Regions from separate parts of the Homo sapiens genome. Here regions 1 and 3 are each linked to region 2. Evidence: chromatin loops called from intact Hi-C (ENCODE). Cell type or tissue: ascending aorta. All regions are shown on one strand. Each heading gives the region's core, and the rest is flanking DNA. Links, peaks and the distances in the headings are about the cores only. Region 1 has its middle 100 kb from the start of PART1. Region 2 overlaps DEPDC1B (DEP domain containing 1B). Region 3 overlaps PART1 (prostate androgen-regulated transcript 1).

What was found. Hi-C counts contacts between places; a loop is a spot of excess contacts. Peaks named below come from ENCODE experiments on the same cell type or tissue, not always from the same donor. Only the 100,000 strongest peaks of a DNase experiment are listed, where the experiment ranks them.
Region 1: it touches region 2 in a loop (2.5-fold over the local background); 7 of 110 quality-filtered maps call a loop at or near these places.
Region 3: a loop joins it to region 2, with 2.4 times the contacts of the local background. A loop is called at or near these places in 2 of 110 quality-filtered maps.

The regions. Positions count from the first base shown.
Region 1 is chr5:60,379,718-60,386,077 of GRCh38, reverse strand. It overlaps a transcript of PDE4D not described here. Among named protein-coding and RNA genes, the nearest start is that of PART1, 100 kb to the left of the region's middle. RefSeq lists an enhancer at 6,081-6,130. In ascending aorta, for the core only: a CTCF peak has its summit at 3,103; no DNase peak of the experiment used is centred there; H3K27ac peaks cover 4,908 bases.
Region 2 is chr5:60,646,614-60,652,973 of GRCh38, reverse strand. It overlaps DEPDC1B (DEP domain containing 1B), which reads left to right. Exons shown (of 11, transcript NM_018369.3): 3 at 5,441-5,576. Among named protein-coding and RNA genes, the nearest start is that of DEPDC1B, 50 kb to the left of the region's middle. RefSeq lists a silencer at 578-872. In ascending aorta, for the core only: a CTCF peak has its summit at 3,487 (motif pointing right); no DNase peak of the experiment used is centred there.
Region 3 is chr5:60,538,649-60,545,008 of GRCh38, reverse strand. All of the region lies in intron 3 of PART1 (prostate androgen-regulated transcript 1), which reads right to left. Among named protein-coding and RNA genes, the nearest start is that of PART1, 54 kb to the right of the region's middle. In ascending aorta, for the core only: no CTCF peak of the experiment used is centred there; DNase peaks (open chromatin) are centred at 3,368 and 4,018; H3K27ac peaks cover 5,000 bases.

The DNA.
Region 1 (6,360 bases), core at 635-5,634, 270 kb after region 2:
TTTAATTTTTCCTCTTTTTTTTGCATTGGGCTTGGTGCTGGGGAAACAGAGACAAATTATGCAGAGTCCTTTCTTGTTGGGAATTCACACTCTGGCAGCCTGGTGTAGCCATGTGCACAAACAACTACTGTGCAATTTGATGAGAGAGACAGAAGGCAGGGCAGTGGCACAGGTGGAAGTGCCCAGCTAGGGTACAAGGAATTGAGGGAAGGCTCTTGAGAGAGAAAGAGATCTGAGAGCTGTATCTTCCTAAAAAGTTGGTGTATTCCAGGTAGATGAAAATAGGATTGGGAGACAGAGGTGGACATTCTGAGAAGGGGGAGTAGTAAGTACAAAACAGAGGTGGCAATAGCATTATGGACTTGGGGACCGTTAGTAGGTTGATAGGATTATAGCACATAAATATTAGACCAGAAAGACTGAGAAATGATGCTGGAGAAGAAAGTAGGACACAGGTCATGGAATGACTTGCAGGCTGCACCAGAGGCACTTGGATTTTATGAGAGCCTTGGAAGGTTTCTGTGGCAAGTGTTGCCAGTGCCCCTCTCATATTCCCTTGGCAGTCACTGTTACTGTACAAGACAACAGCTACAAGTCTCAGAGACTACAAGTTTGCAAGACTGTAATGAGGCAGGCCCAAAGCACCAGAAGTTAACATCCTTGAGAGCATCGCTCAGACAATGATGCATGAATAGCTCAGATTCTTCACCCCTGGTGAGGATGAGTCTGCAGCAGGTTTTGTATAATATCTTGGAGGTTCCCGGTGACATTGAGTCTCACCTGATCACAGCAGTTGTCTGGTCATTTACACACCAGTATTGTTCCTTCCCATACTTGCCATTCTTCCATACCCTCCTACATTTTGCTTCCTGGAATCCCTTCTCGAAAAACTACTCATGCTTAAATTCTTAGCTCAGGCTCTACTTCTGGTGGAATCCAATCTGGGACAGGTTTTTGGCTTGTGGAGGAACAGTGGCAATGAAGGCGGAGTCTGGATGATTTTCATGAGAATGCAAGAGAGAGTGGAAGACTCTGGTTCAATTTAGAAAGCACAGTTCGTTGCAATTATGGCCAAGCTGTATGTATTCTGGGAGACAGGGAAGGACTTTTCGATGATTCAAGGTTTAGGTTTGTTGACTGGTGGGATCCATTAAGCAAAATAAGGAATACAAGAAGAGGAATAGGATTTTTGGTGAAATGTGTGGGATTTGGATTTGATTATGCTGAATTTGAGGTATTTCCATGGACAGTGTAGGCATTGGGGAAGAGGACTAGTTGCGACACCCCAGTTTGGAAGCTGAGCATCAGCCCCTGAGTAGTAGTAGAAGAAGTGGGTGTGGCTGTGGTCACTCAAGCTGAGTGTGGGGATGGGGAGTAGGAAGAACCCAACAGAAACAAACTTCTGGGAGTACCAACCTTTAACAATCAAATAGATGAGGAGGAACTTGCTACAGTGAAGGAGTGATCTGTAGCACCAGGCAAGGGCCAGGGGAGTGATGTCGTAGAAGCCAAGAAAGGAAATCATGTCAGGAGGAGAGAGGAAGCAAACAGAGTCAAAGACTGCAGAGAGGCTTGGCAAGGTCAGACTTCAGGCTCCCATTGGATTTGGAAGTTGAGTGGTCATTGTTTATTTAAGAAGTTCATACTAATTTGGATCAATTAGAAAAGTAGTAGAGATTACCTCCACTTAAGACATTTAGTTTTATTACTTGAAAACTAGGCTAACCAATAATTGCCTAGGACAGGGATTGCTTTAATGAATAGGTAAGAATAATTTCTAATTATAGGGTGGCATGATTTGCGTTACCATACTGAAAAATGCTGCCCCTCTATTTGTATGATTTGTATGAAGTTCAGTACTTGGAAAGCTTCAAGTTTGTTCACCTAATTAGGTAAGGGTTTTTCTTTTAAGCTAGTTGCTGTTTTTTAGTTTCAAGTTGGTCCCTATTTCTGTTTGAATTATCACAGGTTTCAATTTTATGTTGCCAAAAGATAAGATTTAATACCATAGCTGATGCCCCTTTGAATTTTGAATAACAATTCTATTTTCTTTATACTATTTAGTTATTTGTGGTTAAGAATCTGGTCTGTAGAGTTAGACTGCTTAGCTATTACAGTAGCTTCAACACTTACTCTTTAAGATCCCTGGGTAGGTACTGTGCTTCTCTGTGCCTTGATTTCCTCATCTGTAAAATGGAGAGAATACAACTTTTTTTCAGAAGTTAATTCTTAGTACCAAATGAGCTAATTCATATAATGTATTTAAAGGCATTTTAAATGGCACAGAGTAAATGATCAGCACATTTTAGCGTTAGAAATATTTGTTAGTATTTTTTCTATTTATAATTTGTTACTATTACTAAAAACTGGGAGGCAGAATAGTATAAAGTGATAATGATTGAACTATAAAACAGATTAGGGTTCTGCTCTCAAATTTTCCGCCAACTCTCTGAACTGGGACAAGTCCATTCACCTCTCTGAGTTCACATTCTTCACCTATAAAAGAGGGAGGTTAGAATAGAACATCTTTCAAGCCAGCCTTAGTTTTAATATTCTGGGAAGCACACCTTTTGCTTGGAAGTAGCTGATTTACACAGTAGTCTTAGCTGTAGTGTGTTTTCCCCTAAGGGAAAGATAAATGGGCTAAAAGGAGAAATGGAAGGCATTTCCATTAGGCAATTGCTTTCTGGAAAGTACAACTAATGTTTTGGTTGGTTTATTTTCATAGAATTCATTTCTTGGGCTAAAACATAAATCAGTTACTATATTCAGAGGGCTTATCATTTCTTTTTTGAGTATACTTATGGTTGGAAAAATTCCAAGTGTTTTTCATTTTTTTGCCCTGTTTTTTCATACCTTTTACAGAAAAATAATTGTTTTTAGTGCATTCATTTCATTTGCTAATGTTATAATCTGTACAAAACAGCCCACCTAATTATTCTTTTAGATGTTAAACATGACACATGTAAATAAAATGATAATTATAGAATGTGGTGTTTTCTTGTATCTTACATTTTTTAGATCTGAAAATTGGTCCCTGTTCTTATTCTGCATGTACTCCAGTGAAACTTTCCCTTGATGAGTTATTTTTCATGCGCACACATGGGGGAGCTTTTGAGACACTAGTTTGAATGTTACACTTTGAAGACTTTCTCAACAACTTGACCCTAAGATGATGGACTGGAACTCTTCATTGAAGGAAGTGTAGCAGGGTGCAACTGGCTGTAGAACTGACTTCCCTAGCGCTCACTGTCTCATATGCAGCCCTAGAACCAATTCATAAATCTCTTTGAAAGATAGCCATAAACATGTATTCTCTCACACAAAAGAGTAGGGCTAAGAAAATGAAAACGAAAAGTGAAGGCAGATCCAGTATTTTCTAAAACTTCAGTAAGAAGTACCTGAGGTCATAAACTTGGGGGGCTGCCTCTTCCGGTGAAATGGGGGAAGTCAGCCAGAAACTCTGATTTTGACAGCAACATTATTTAAAGGAGTTTCTGAAATGATCAAACATGTTCTTCCATAGAAGAATAAAAGTCTAAAAGCACATGAGAATATTTTTAAAAAATCACCTCTGGAGGAAGCAGAAACAAAAGTGAGTGGCTTGAGTTGAGTCCGATGCTCTTGGTGTCTAGCTCTGTTTGCCATTTAAAGAAAATGCAGAAAAATAGAAATGTGTTAAGTGAAATGAAACCCCATAGGACCTTGACTGACTTTATTGTTATCTTTCTTTTGACCCTAATTTTTGGGGTAGCTAAAACCGCAAATAAACATATAGAAATAGACCTGGTGTTAGCCACATAGATACATGAAGTAGCATCAGGAATGACTGGGGCTTTTCTCTGCCCCAGTTTATTTGGAAATAACTCCAAACTATTTCATATATAAATATATATATATTTCAATGCTTATCATAATTACATCTGAATATTTTGCTCATAAGACAAACTTCTAAATGCCCTTAAAATGAGGCTTCAATGAGGAAATAAATACAGCTGATTTTAAAATGTTATTTAGTATCAAGAAAAAACTCTTTAGCAAATATTTCCTGTGAAAAGTATACAGTATAACTAGCTTAATATATAAAATTAAACAGAATCTTTCATGATGAATTGAAAATAGGTAAAATTTGTTTTCCTTCTCATTGTTTTTTCATATGTAGACAGCCAAGTTTCATCCTTCACAGTTTGTGTTCAACTCCTTGCTGTTTTTTTCTCTAATCTTTTCCTCAGTGCCTTATTCATTCTCATGGTTTTAACCATTAACTATATTCCCATTCTGGGCTTTCATCACAGATTCCAGTTGTACATTTTCTATTGCCCATTGGATGTTCCTACCTGGATATGGAAGTCAAATTGAATGTCAGCTACCAAATTTACCTTCCATCCTCCACTTGCTTCCTCGGCTTCTTTCTTTACCCACCCTCCCAGCTCACCAGTTCCTTCTGACTTTCCCGTATCTGTTCACTAAACTACCATTTTCTGAATCACCTGGCCTTGGAAATTTGGTGTCATCTTTGACATTAACCTGTCTCATGTACACTACTGTATCAGGGGTTCCCAAGGCCACCCTCAGACTTGCTAAAAGGATGCATGGGACTCAGAAAAGTTGTTATAGTCACAATTATGTTTTACTTAGTGAAAGAATACAGACTAAAATCTGAAAAGCAAAAGATATGTGGGGAAAAGTCCAGGAGAAATTAGGTGCAAGCTTCTAAAAGTTTTTTTCCAGTAGAATTGCACAGATGCACTTAATTCTGCAAGCAATACCGTGTGACATATGCAAAGTGTTGTCAACCAGGGAAACACTTGAGCTTTGATGTTTTTAATGGAGGCCAGCCACATAGTCATGCAGCACCTGTATGACTTACCTCAGCTACTCAGACTTCAGCTCCTCAGAGAAGGAACAGGCAGCCATCATGCATCACATTGTTAGCATAAACTATCTGATCAAACTGGTACCACATGCTCCAAGGCCTGAGGCATACAACACTCTTACCAGGCAGAATATACCTGTGGCTCAAGGCTTACTCTCAGGAGCTGGCCTAAGTTCAGTCTTGAAGAGAGGTTTTTCTTGGGCATGTGCAGGGCTTGAGCCACCTAGATTTGCTGAGTTAATCTTACTACACATGCACGAAAAATCACCAAGCTTTGTTGGTTACTGGGAAAATTCAGAGCACATACTGTGGTGTTAGATATGTGTTTGAGTTCTGCCTTTGAGACGATTAAATGAGATGTGATTAACATACTGCTGGACACATAAATACTAAGTGATGTCGATTTCTCGTTGTTGTGATTTTTATTATCTCTGCCCTTTTCTATCCAATATCACTTCTTATGTTTAGCCTAAGACCTTATTGTGTTCACCTTCAAGGTGCACTAGCTTCCCATATCAGTGAACTTAGGATGTTACGCTGCGCTAACAAACAATCTCCAAATTGGTATCACTTGCTAAAACAAGAGAGTTATTTCTTGATGCTGCCGTTTGTCTATTATGAGTTGACTGCAGCTCTGCTCCAAAGTATAATCATTCTGGGACCCCGACTGAAGGAACAGCCCTGATCGGGACATTGGGGCAAAAAGAAAAGAGCGTATTATAGAACCATAAAATGGCTCTTAAAATTTTGCTTGAAAGTGGTGCATATACTATGTATTCCCATTTTATTGTCTAAAGTAAGTGACACATCCCAGCCTGAGGTTATTGGATTAGGGATGTATACTATTCCCTTGGAATGTTTGAGCAGTAATATAATCTATCAACTTCCTAGCTAGCCTCTGTGTTAAATGATCATTAGAGTATCTAAAGAGGCTGGAAGCAGAGAGGCCAGCTAGGATACACTAATCTATCCTGCTGACCATCACTAAGTTCACATCCTCAAAGTTCAGTGTTGACAAACCATTTCTGTTCTCTATAACTGCCGTATCATGGTCTTCTCTTGATTAGTCACGTAAGCTCATTTTTAAGCTCAATCACCCATGACTTTCCTATACGCAAGTGAAACCATAAAATTAACCAGCATCGGGCACATTTTATCTTAGCACCTTTTATACCTTTGCTCATACTTTCACTGAGATTGAGGGCTCTTTTTTGAAGATAGTTACCATTTCATTCACCTTTGAATTCTCCAGAGCCCAGGTACCTTACCTGTGGTCATGGCTGAAACATGTAATCAATTAATGTAAGAAGAAGTATTGTCCCAGTGTTTCAAAGAAATCCAGGTGCTATTCAATGACAGTGAGACGTCAGGCCAAGGGGGTGAAGGGAGGCTGAAACCCAGTCCATGCTTTGCTCACAAGCCAAGTCCTGAGATGGGATGAGGAGAAAGAGGTGTCTTTTTCTAATCTCATTAAAGCACTGAGT
Region 2 (6,360 bases), core at 915-5,914:
TATACACCATAGAATACTACTCCACCATAAAAAGGAACAAAATAATGACATTTGCAGCAATCTGGATGAAATTGGAGACCATTATTCTAAGTGAAGTAACTCAGGAATAAAAAACCAAACATTGCGTGTCCTCACTTATAAGTGGGAGCTAAGCTATGAGGATGCAAAGGCATAAGAATGATATGATAGACTTTAGGGACTTGGGGAATGGGTGGGAGGGTGATGAGGGATAAAAGACTATACATTGGTTACAGTATACACTGCTCGGGTGATGGGTGCACCAAAATCTCAGAAATCATCACTGAAGAACTTATTCATGTAACCAAACACCACCTGTCCCTCAAGACTTATTGAAATAATAAATAAATAAAAAGGATTCTACAAAAAAGAAACCTTATAAACTGAGTTCCTAGCCATGATGGGATAGGGGGTTGGACAAGCCTCAGTATGTCCCTTCCTTAGTAACCTTTAACCAGATTTCTTTCCTAAGAAATAAACAGAAACCAGCTCTGGAGAACAAGAAACAGATGACTCATTGCTTTATCATCTTAAGCCAATCATCTGAGGCTGTGACTGGACTCTTCCTACTTTTTTTGCAATTTCACAATACATCCCTTGCTAAAAACTGACCACCATCTCCAGACCGGTTTTGGCTGACTGGTGGAGGATACACGGTGATGGTTTTGTGTCCTCTGCTTCATCTTTTGACATCAGTGGGCTGAAAACTCCATTTTCAGATCATGCTAATGCCACCATTTTTTGAACATGCAACCCATGAAAGGTGCATGAAGCGCAATTGCACATGTGCATATTTCTTCTTTCATAAATATTCATGACTCTTCCTTTAGCTTATTAAATATGCATATTTGGCTACCTCACTCAGCATAAATTCCTGTTCCCTTTACCCCTCCCTCAAAGTGCTTGCTCTCAGCTGCTGTTGGAGGCTTTGTTTCCCATCCTGTGGGATGGCCAGCATACAGGCTGAAACCCTTTATGAGAAATAAAGCTCTTCTTTTCAAATTTATCCACCTCATCATTCTTAAATTGGCACAATCCACACCTGGTTATTGCAGCTGTTATAAAAGAAACCAGTTGTCATTTTCATCATTCATCCTGGGAAATTTGTTCACCAGATCCACCTTTTCTAGTTTCCCTATTACCACAGGTGACAGTTGTACTGAAATTTATGCCACTGTGCAACACAGATTTTTTTCTCCACCTTCCATACTGTTTCACAACAACTTCCTTACTGTTCTTTCAACCTCTATTAAGAAGTCCATCTGAGGCCCTTCATGCATCCATTTCACTGCCCGATCCTGTTGCAGATACCACACATTTCTTTTCTAGTTATCTGTTGTGTAATAAAACTATGTCAAACTTACTGGATTAAAATAACCATTGTAGTTTTTTTTAGTTTTTTTTTTGTTTTTTTTGTTTTTTTTTTAGGTGGAGTCTCTCTCTGTTGCCCAGTCTGAAGTGGTGCAGTGGTGCAATTTCAGCTCACTGCAACCTCCGCCTCCTGGGTTCAGGCAATTCTCCTGTCTTTGCCTTCCGAGTAGCTGGAATTACAGGCACACGCCACCATGCACGGCTAATTTTTGTATTTTTAGTAGAGACGAGATTTCACGATGTTGGCCAGGCTGGTCTCGAATTCCTGACCTCAGACAATCCACCCACCCTGGTCTCCCAAAGTGCTGGGATTACAGGTGTGAGCCACTGTGCCGGCCCATTGTAGTTTTTACATAATTGTGTGGATCAGGAATTTTGGAAGGTTGCTTAGGTGGGCATCAGCTGCGGCTGCTGAGGCTAGAGAATCCACCTCCAGGAATATTTGTTTATTTGCAGATCTGGAATTTTGGTGCTCCTTTACCTCAGTTTATTTCCTTGCAGTATCTCATCTTCTAGGGCCTCTTCCTGTTGCTTAGGTATTTGACAACATGGTGGGCTCACGGTAGTCATACTTCTTATAAGATGGCTGGTTTCCAAGAGGGAGCTTCATAATAATGAGTTATACAAGAGTGAGAGTTTCAAGAGGCAGGAAGAGAGTTCTAGCCAGTTAGGCTAGTGCTTCTTCCTTATTGTATTTATCAAAGCAGTTAGACAGGGCTCACCTAGACTTGAAGAGGGTAGAGAAAGACATTCTGCCTCTTGATACAGTAGTGGCAAGATCATATTGCAAAAGAGCATATGGTTAGGAGGTATGATTGTAAACACCTTTGGAAATATGGCAGGCTGAACCGGGATGCAATTTCATTTTTCCCAAATGGATAACCAGTTGGCTCAGTACTATTTATTGAACAGTCCATACTTTCCCACTGATCTGTAATGTCTGCTCTATCATAAATCATGTTTCTAAAGAGTAGTGTGTATTTGTTTTGAATTGTCTTTGTTTAGGCCCATGATTCGCAACTGGGGGCCATTTTGCGGAAGACATTTGGCAATGTCTGGAGAAATGTTTTGTTGTCACAACAGGTGTGTGTGTTGTGTGTAGGGTGCTACTAACATCCAGTGAGTAGAGGCCAGGGATGCTTTGCACTTAGCAGCATCCCCCAGTGCACAGGACAGCTCCCCACAACAAAGAACTATCCGGCCCTAAATGTCAACAGTGCGGAGCTTGAGGAACTATGGTCTCTGCCATCAGTATTGCCGTATTATGTTAGCCTTGATATCTGATAGGACAAGTCACCTCACTTTGTTTTTCTTCTTTAAGAATGTCTTATTTTTGGGCCTTTGCATTTTCATATAAATTTTAGAATCAGTTGATCATGTTTCTTATTTTTTTACTTTAGAGATGGGGGTCTTGCTTTATTGCCCAGGCTGGTCTTGAACTCCTGGCTTCAAGTGATCCTCTCATCTCAGCTTCCCGAGTAGCTGGGACTACAAGTGTAAGCCACCGTGCCTGGTTTGGAATAAGTTTATGATGTTTCATAAAAATTTTTATATTAATATTTTTATTAAATTTTCTTTGTAACTATGTATCTTCATGGGGGAAAATTAACATTGTATGATATGGAATCTTATTCACCAAGCTGCGCACAGTGGCAACTACTTGTAATCCCAGCTACTTGGGAGGCTGAAACAGAAGGACAGGAGGATTGCTTGAACCTGAGTTTAAGAAAGAATCTTATTCACCAGCATAATATAGCTATCAATTTAGTTCTTCTTTAATGTCTTTCAATAAAATTTTATAGTTTTCTTTCTTTTTAGGGGGGCACACTGTCTTTTTTTTGTGTAAAAATTTTATAATTTTCTTAATAAAAGGCTTGCAAATCCTTTGTGTAAGATGGTTTGTTCTCTTGGCCAGTTGTGAGGCTTTTAAATTAGTTGCTTTCCTCTTTTGAGCCTTAATTTCTCTGAGTGAAAAATGTGGCATTTGAACTGGATCATCTTTAACAGGTGAAATATTACATTATTAAAATATTAGGATTAAATTGCTAACTTTCAATGCCCGAAATAGAAGTACTCCACTGGAGGGAGCTCTTCTGCATTTTTTCTCAGACAAAGTTGTCAGACTGCTGTGAAAATAGATAGCACACCTTCTATTGGTAACTGCAGATATTACTGACAGCAAAGATCTCATCTTCTTAGTGTGGAGGAAAAAGGTGATTTCCTGGTATTTCTTCAGTCACAGTTTTGCATGTAACAAATTCTGTTTTGGTCTTTGGAAGATACTACTTTTTTCTGGTTATGGGAATATAAGAAGCATCTTTTTGAACTTAGGAGAAAATTTATGGGTCATCCAATTTAATTCCTTCATTTGACAAATAAATAAATTATTATTTAGAGAGACTTATACTTTCCAAAAGACACATAGAGAGTTTGTGAGAAAGCCTGGAATTCAGGTCCAAAAATTTTTATGCCATAGTCGAGGGAATGAAGTGGGAGAATAAACAGAGGGCATTAGTGGTGGGATGGGAGTAGGGATTGCGTTTAGTTTTGAATGAACTGAGAAGTGGGTGATCTGTGAACTCCGGCAATTACATTCAATATCCTACCTGTATGTGAGCATATGTGCACATACATATGCATAAATGCTGTACTTTGTCTGGAAATGGGCATTTGTTGGGATTGTTGACTTGTAGGAAATAAAATTGGACTTTTATAAGCCACCCTTTATTTATAAAGAAAGATGCTTTGGCTATAGAGATTCATTTAGTTTATATTTTGGAATCTTTTGGGAACACCTGCCTTGGTAACTTGATTACCAAACTTTAAACTATCTTTAACTTAATTTACTGATTTCCAGAACTCTCTTTTTTTAACTGACCCAAAACTGATGTTTAAAATAGTTATTGGATATTCTTTTCAGAAAAGATGAAATGCAACTTTTCTCCACTTGTCATTCCTTTTCAAATCTATTGCGACTGTTTTTGAAATGTTTCTCTATTTGAAGATGAGAAATCATAGTTTTCCTCAACCTTCAGAAGTTCATACTTGGGACATATTCCTGCAAGAAAAGACAGATTAACAAGAGAAAAACAAGCAAGTTTGTTAATGTGTGCAGTGCACATCCCGTGGGAGAAAAATAACTAGATGCAGTGCCTTAGAGTCCCAGCTTATATGGTCTTCAACAAAGAGCAATAAATTTTAGAGAAGCGTCAGGACACATGAAAGCAGTTTAAGGCTTCCAAAGGCAGGAAGGTGTGGGAAGGTAAATTTATGGGGAAACTAATGAAGTCTGCTTAGATGCCTCTGGTGTAGTCTCTAAGCTGATAAAGGTTGTAAAGGAGAATTTACCTACTGTTTTGAGGCAGGAAAGAGGGAAAGATAGACTTTTTGTATTTATATTAATAATACTCTGCTCTTAGGCAAACAGAGGAAAGACAAAGCACTTTTCCATATTTGCTTCAAATGGCCTTTAGCCCCAAAAAATTATGTCAAAGAGGAATGTTTTGAGGTGACACATTCTGTTTCCTTCAGTACTCTCGTTGGTGAGTCTCCAGATTCACCTTCATATAAACTTCCCTTGAACACTATAGACATTTTATAATTCTTTATTTCTGCATTTGCTTTGAGATAAGGTCTTTAGTTATTTGTATGATTTTTTTCTGTGGATAACATGGGTAAGATTTTTAAGCTGTTTTTTTGGCTTAAGTAAATAAAAAGTCAAAATAAAAGTCAACAACCCGCTGCCTTTTATGTCAACATTAAGAACTAGAGTTCTTACATTGCTTTTGCAGTGCAATGTAATGCATTGTATCCTTTTCTAACAAGACTGCAGAAAAATATTATCTGATAAAAAATATGTATTCAATCACCTTTCTTTTCTTTATCAGGTATGGTATAGAGCAGTTTAAAAAATTAAAATTTATGTAATTATTGTATAAATATTGTACAAATTATTGTATAAATTTTCAGATACACCAAAGTGGAGACTATTGTTAAAATATCTGTGTCTCCCACTGACTGCAGTAATAGAGAATTTCTTCTTGGGTTTTAGATTTCCTCCTTCTTCACCCCTGAAACCATATCCAAAGAAGCCCCCAAACCAAAAGGATGTTATTAAATTTCCAGAATGGAATGATCTCCCACCAGGCACTTCACAAGAGAACATCCCAGTGAGGCCAGTTGTGATGGTAAGTGCCATGACTGAAAGATGGAAGGGCTGGCAGCAGGGAGAATCATCCATGAACTCCTAGGCTTGGTCTTTCTGTGGTCCTTTATGAACAATAATTTAAAGGTACTTTAAAACAAAATTGTACCTGCCAACAGCTGGGAGACCAGTAACAAGGAAAGAATGACTCTTGCAGTTTTTCACTCTTGCATGTAAATAGTTGTTGTACTGTATTGTTTAGGGCAGCAGTCCCCAACCTTTTTGGCACCAGCGATGGGTTTCATGGAAGACAATTTCTCCATGGACCAGGGCTGCTGGGGTGGGGGTGGGGGTGGTTTCGGGATGATTCAAGTGCATTACATTTATTGTGCATTTTATTTATATTATTATTACATTTTAATATATAATGAGATAATTATGCTACTCACCATAATATAGAATCAGTGGGAGCCCTGAGCTTGTTTTCCTGTAACTAGATGGTCCCATCTGGGGATGATGGGAGACAATGACAGATCATCAGGCATTAGATTCTCATAAGGAGCACACAACTTAGATCCCCCAGATGCACAGTTCACAAAAGGGTTCACGCTCCTATGAGAATCTAATGCGGCCGATCTGACAGGAGGTAGAACTCAGGCAGTATGTGAACAACAGGGAGCTGCTGTAAATACAGATGAAGCTTCACTCACTTGCCCAACGCTTACCTCCTCCTGTGCAGCCTGGTTCCTTATAGGCTATGGACTGATACCAGTCTGTGGCCTGTGGGTTGAGGACACCTCGTTCAGGGAATAACAAGAAGAAGAAAA
Region 3 (6,360 bases), core at 703-5,702, 110 kb after region 2:
GTAGCTAGATGGTTTTGTGCAGAAGTCTGAGTGTCCCTTGTGCCAGGAGATGCTTTTGTTACCTAGATCTGTGCTTCTGGAGCTACTTCACTGGATTGATGTTTAGGGAGGACTAGAAAGTTGAAGGGGAGAAGTTGAATCATGGAGGATGTTGGAGTGCTAAGATCCCTGAATGTGGTACCTGTAGATAAATACAGTGACTTTGAGACGCAGAGCAAAGACTCCAGTGGAGTCTGTTATTCAGTGAGCAACAGCGTCACCCACCATGGAATAAATCAGGTTGGGGTGGACAATGTATTTCAAGGTTCTGTGATTAAAGATTGTGGGACACACCAGCGGCCCTTCCATAAATAGATTTCACAAGCCTCAGCCTTCTTATGTTGGTGGGTGGGGTAGATGGTGGCCAGAGAATGACTGAGATTGGGTTTTCTGTCAACTCGAATGGGAGAGGCTCCTTCAGTTGGAATTAGATATGTAAAAGGTAAAGAAATGTGTTATTTCATGTACCTGTGGATTGTGAAACAAATTCATGCTCACTACATTTGTTTCAAAAGCATAAATAGGCCCTGCCTTCTGCCTTTATCTACTCTACACGTATAGTATGGAACAGTATGATTAAGCCAGTATGATTTGAGCCAGAAGATTAAGTTCCATAAAAAGTGAAGAAAAGTCAACAATTTAACACAAGAAATGTTTACCGACTAACTATTCTATGCCAGGTCTGGGAGTATGAGGAAATAAATGTGACATATCCCTTGAGAAAGCAGAAATAATCCAAAGAATTCATACATATACAAATTATTAATTACATCAGTAAAAATCTTTATGATGGGTGTGGCCAGGTCTGGGGCTGGAAGGCCCACCTCAGCATTGCAAAAGAATTAGTCTTCAGTCCTGAAGCTCACAGAATTTGCTAACCTATTACTTAGGGGGAATATACCCCTGAATATCATTACTTGAAGAAAAAATACACATTTCCTTTGGAAGAAAGTAAAATCAGAAATCTTGAGGGTTCTCTCGAAGAAAATCAGACCTGTAGTTCTAACCAGTCAACTGACCTTAGTTGAGAATGTTAATGTGCCAGAGAAACAAATGAATGCTCACCTTTCCGAGGAAGACAGTAGAAAATAACCCGCTTGACTATCTTCAGCTGGAAAAAAGAACTCTTTTTTTTTTTTTTTCTGTGACGGAGTTTCACTCTTGTTGCCCAGCCTGGAGTGCAATGGCACAATCTCAGCTCACTGCAACCTCTGCCTCCCGGGTTCAGGCAATTCTCCTGCCTCAGCCTCCCGAGTGGCTGGGATTACAGGCGTGCACCACCACGCCCGGCTAATTTTTGCATTTTTCAGTAGAGACAGGCTTTCACCATGTTAGTCAGGCTGGTCTCGAACTCCTGACCTCAGATGATCCACCCACCGCAGCCTCCCAAAATGCTGGGATTACAGGCGTGAGCCACCGTGCCCATTCGAAAAAAGAACTCTTTAATCCACTATACCTAACCTTTTACTCTCTCCTTTAGATTTAAATGATTAACTTCTGATAATGCTGCAGACATTTTTTTTTCTGAAAGATTTGTTAATGAATGGATTCCTTTTGAAAGAAGTCCAGGCAAGAGCACAGAAAAACAGAGAGTTCCAATGATGACCAACTGTGAAACATACTATGCTATATAAGAATCCTCTAGAGATGTAACTGTAACACCAAGATCAAAGCACAGGGGACTGTATCAATGCATTTCCCTGCAGAAGATAGGACTCTATAAAGTGAAGGGCAAGTAGCATGTGGAAGAGGAAGGACACTGGGAAGAGCCCTAACTGCTGACGGGAGAGCCTAGTCCAGCTCTGGTCCTTCACTGGTCACTGTGAGATCTTAGGCAAATCACTTGCTTTTCTGGGCCTTCATTTTCTCATCTGGAACTGAGGTAATCGAATTAGACCCTTCTTTAAGTCCTAAGATTCCAAAATCTCCAATGCAGGCACATATTAATATTGTACCAGGTAGCCTTTGTCCTACATTGAATTGTAGGTATAGTTTGTGCATATTTGTCTCCCATCCAAAAGTCTGCAGATTCACTAAGGAAGTCAGTTAAGGGCCAATCGGGGGATTTGAAGGATTCAGAGCTACAGGAGCTATTCTTTATTCCTGGGTAACTCTAAGCCAGAAGATGGAGAAGCTCACCTAAAAGCTCTGCCATCAGGTGTGTGGGTGGTGTTGTACTATGGTGTGGAGAGAGGAGAATGTCTCAGGAGACCAGGTAAGGGTTCCTATGATTGCAGAACCAACCAAAGAGCCTTGGAGGCACCAATGATGATGATTTTCTCTAGTTCTTCAAAAGCCAGGAACTGGGCCATATTGTTTTCTTTGAAAGAAAAGAAAAATAAGTGAAAATGCTTCACAGAATATTTTATAGCAACACACTTCTCTGGATTAATTAATAGTTTTAGAAGATGGAGGTAAAGAGCTCATCTGTATAAAGGTCTGAAGATGCACATATCATCTTGGAAAAAAAGAGGCTGTTATTCCATCATTTCCACATACACGGTTTTGTTACAAATATAATTGAAAATTCAAGTCTTTCAAAAATAGAATACATGGGTACTGGAGATTAGGTCACACATAATCAAATTCTAAATTTCTTTTCCAGCAAAGTCGTCCCTACTGAGGTCAGAGTACAAAGAAGAGGGGATGGTAGGCTAAACGCCAAATGAATGAAAAGGGAAGATTTTTCAGGCAGGGAGTCATTAGTCTTGTCACATGCTGCTGATATGAAAGGACTGACCACTGGATTGAGCAACATGAAGGCATGTGACCTCAATACAAGCTTTTTCTGTGGTTGGAATGAGATAAAAGAGAACAGGGAGAGAAGTGGAGTCACCAAGTGAGGACAACTCTTTGAAGGAGGTTTGTGGACCATTTGTTGTTATACAGAGGGAAATGCACAGGGGATTTTATGATGAGGGAACAGCTCTGTTTAAGAACTGGGTGTAATTGCTTTTGAGTCCACAGAGAGTCAAGGTTCTCTGTGATTTAATTATTCAGGAAAGAGGCTTCCTAGAAAGTTTACACTTTCTTCAAAGAAAGTCAGTTTCTCTCATTTGCATGTCTCTCATTTCTAAGTGACTTAATGAAAATTCCTTTCCCCACTAACTTGAGTTTTATATACCTTGTATGGAGTAGACATAAGAAGTGCTGGTTGGCCTGTTTTGGTGCAGGACAGGATCCCACAAAAAGAAATTTCAGCCTTGTAACCTTTCTTCCTTTGACTTTCTGTGATTAGTTTCCTTAGTGTCTGGTAACAGCTCTGGTTCCTTTGCTGTAGTGTGGTGAGCCTCATCTCTTCAAACAAATTGGTTCACAGGCTGGGGGATGGTGGGCGGGAGGGATGAAATCATTGTTTTGCTTCAATGTCGGTTCTCCCCTGAGAGGTCTTTCACAGCAAGGGAGTCTGTATTTTTAGAATTAGCATGTTCTGTTTCAATGTTGTGAACATTCATTTTAAACCTACTATATTTAGCAGAGGTTTAATTACCCAAATTGGGAAACTAGTTTTAAACCGTCACCTTCTACTTGGTTAATCAAAACAGTCCCTACCACCAGCAGGGGAGACTGGCAATTTCAGTCATACAGCCACACCTGGTGAGGGCAACTGACAAAAGCAATTCCATTGCCTGAGTTCAGCATCTTCAGCACCCATCCAGCCCTGTTGTAGCCCCTCTTTCTTTCAGTAAGACTTTCCTGCAATATACCCTCTGTGGACTAGGGCTGGGGGGATGTGTCTGCTCTGATGTCTGTGGGGAGTGTCTTTTCTTCCCACACAAAAATCGTGATTATATTTTCCAAAATAGCACTCAGGAAACAATCTCTCTGTGGCATTTACAGATATGTGAGATGTTGAGGAACTGCGGTCTGAATGATGAAATTTCTTGGATTTTTCAGCAATGTCATTTTTTCCTTCATTTACTCACTCACTTCTGGAAGGGCCAGTCTGAGAGCTGGGCTGAGGAGTCCAAGGCTGATGCAGTCATGGATGAGTCTGAGGCAGGGAGACCACTAGCAGGAGAATGGGCAGTGCCAACTGGCTTTAAAAATACTCAGATACAAATATGAATTTTGCACATCCATTTAGTCATTTGGCAAATATTTATTGATTGGTTGTGGGATAAGCCATAGAGCCTGACACTAGTTTAGTGAGAGAGATACACAGGAATAGGAAAAAAATTATCATAATAAATGCACAGCTACAGAGCGAGAGCTCTGAAGGATCATTTTATGAGTATGCGTAACAGGAACCTGATGTGATTGATCAGTGAAGCAAATTGGTGCTTGAACTGAGATCCACAGTGGTGCTTCCCAAATTTTATGTGCATATGAATATCTGGGGATCTTGTTAAATGCAGATTCCTGTGCTGCTTCTGGGGCTTGGGGAGGAGCCTAAAATTCTGCATCTCTAATAAGCTGCCATGTGATGCTGATGCTGCTGGTACCAAAGATTCTAAAGGACAAACATAACGGAAAGCAGGGGTTGGGGGAAATAAGTTTCACAGGGAGGGAACAGTTATACACAGCAAGAACATAGTCTGCATGGTGCTCTTCTGGTCCCTAACCACTGAAGCAAAGGTCAAGTAATTGTTCTACCTTCTTCCATGACTAATTGGCAGGATATATGTTCCCCTGATAGGACATTTCCCAACTTTAAGGCTGCTCTTTATGTTTACTTCAAAATTCCTTTTACCTCTTGTAAATATTGGGATTTCCATTTAAAAGGTCAGACAAAAGATATGTCTTCTACCCTTCTCCTTAGAATTTGCCAGAAAACAGGGACAGAAATATGAATTTCATATTTGATAAACCTTGAAGACTAACTCCCAAAAGATAATATTTGGAGAGGCTCTCAATGCAGTGAAGATCAAATATGGGTGCACAAAGGCTCCTGGAGGGAGTGCTTGGGAACACAGGTCTCAGATAAAGCTGGCAGGAAACTGTTTTCTTAAGTAGATGGCACTTTGAGGGCAAAACCAACCACCCCTTCTTCGGAATCACAGGAAAGGCAGGTACATGGAGGGTAGGGTTGGAGCATCCCTTTACCGCATTTGACCTCACAGGAAAGTGGAGCAAGCAGAACTGCAGAAAATGTGCAGAAATGCTGCAATCAGTCTGTGTCCTAGTGAGGCAGGGTGGAGGAGAGAGGCTGAATTGCCTCCTGCTCTGTAGCTGCCAATGCCTGTTGGCTGGAGAGAGGTAAAAATTCAAACAACCCGCACATATAGTCTTGTCATCATGAGTTTGTCCCTGAACCAGGGAGAATTCTTGCTAGCCTGGAACTGCTCATCCCCTTCTCAACAAGACCCTGGATCACTTCCAACATCAGGAAGAACACACTTCATTTAAAGATGAGTAACAAAAAGGCAACTAGCACAGGATCTATACAAATAACTTACAAGACAAAAGGAGGAAGAGGACAGGGGAACATAAAGAATCCTCACCAATAACAAGTTGCCATTAAGTAGAAAATTATGACAAAATAAATGTCTATGAACAATGAATTTAATGAAACAATGAAGAGGCTGGAAGCAGAGCAATTGAGAGATCAGGGGAAATACTAGCACCACCACAGGAGGAAATGAAACAAGAACTTCTGAAGGTCAGGAAGGAAGCAGAAGAGAAAAATAAAGCTACCATGGAAATGCAAGCATACTGTAATAAACACTAAGAAGAAACACTGCTGACATCACAGTGAGGAATAGGAGGGCAACATTAAGACACATAAACAAAAGATATAAGCAAAATAACCAGAAATGAACAAAGTTAGAGTGAACTAGAGAGAACATGAAAGATACAGAAAACAAAAGAATTGCAACATATGCATTATTTGTATCTTTTAAGAAGAAGTCTGGAGATATTACTCAGTAAAACTCTTTAGAAATAAAATAAGACTTGAATCTACAAATGGAAAGGGCATACTGTAGCTCAGAAAAAATTGATACAGAATGATCAACATTGAGAGGTATCCAAGTAAACATACTGGCCCTCAAGGCCAATGAAAAATTTTAGAATCCAGGCAAAAATAAAAAATAAGAGTGAAAAATTAAGTTGGCATGATAACAAAATAGACTATGTAGTGGAATATCAAAAGTAAGAGAAAGGAATCCTAACATAAATGAGAGTACAACATTTCAACATATTACCATAAAAAGTTTAAATTGTCTAATTCACCTATTGACTCAAATTTACAAAAAAGGGAAATCAAATTATTTGTAATATGTGAGATGCATCTAAAACAACGAAACTCAGAAAGGATAATAAAGATAAAAATTAGGCAAAGACATGCAAAGCAAATGCAAAAAAAAAAAGAGCAGCTGT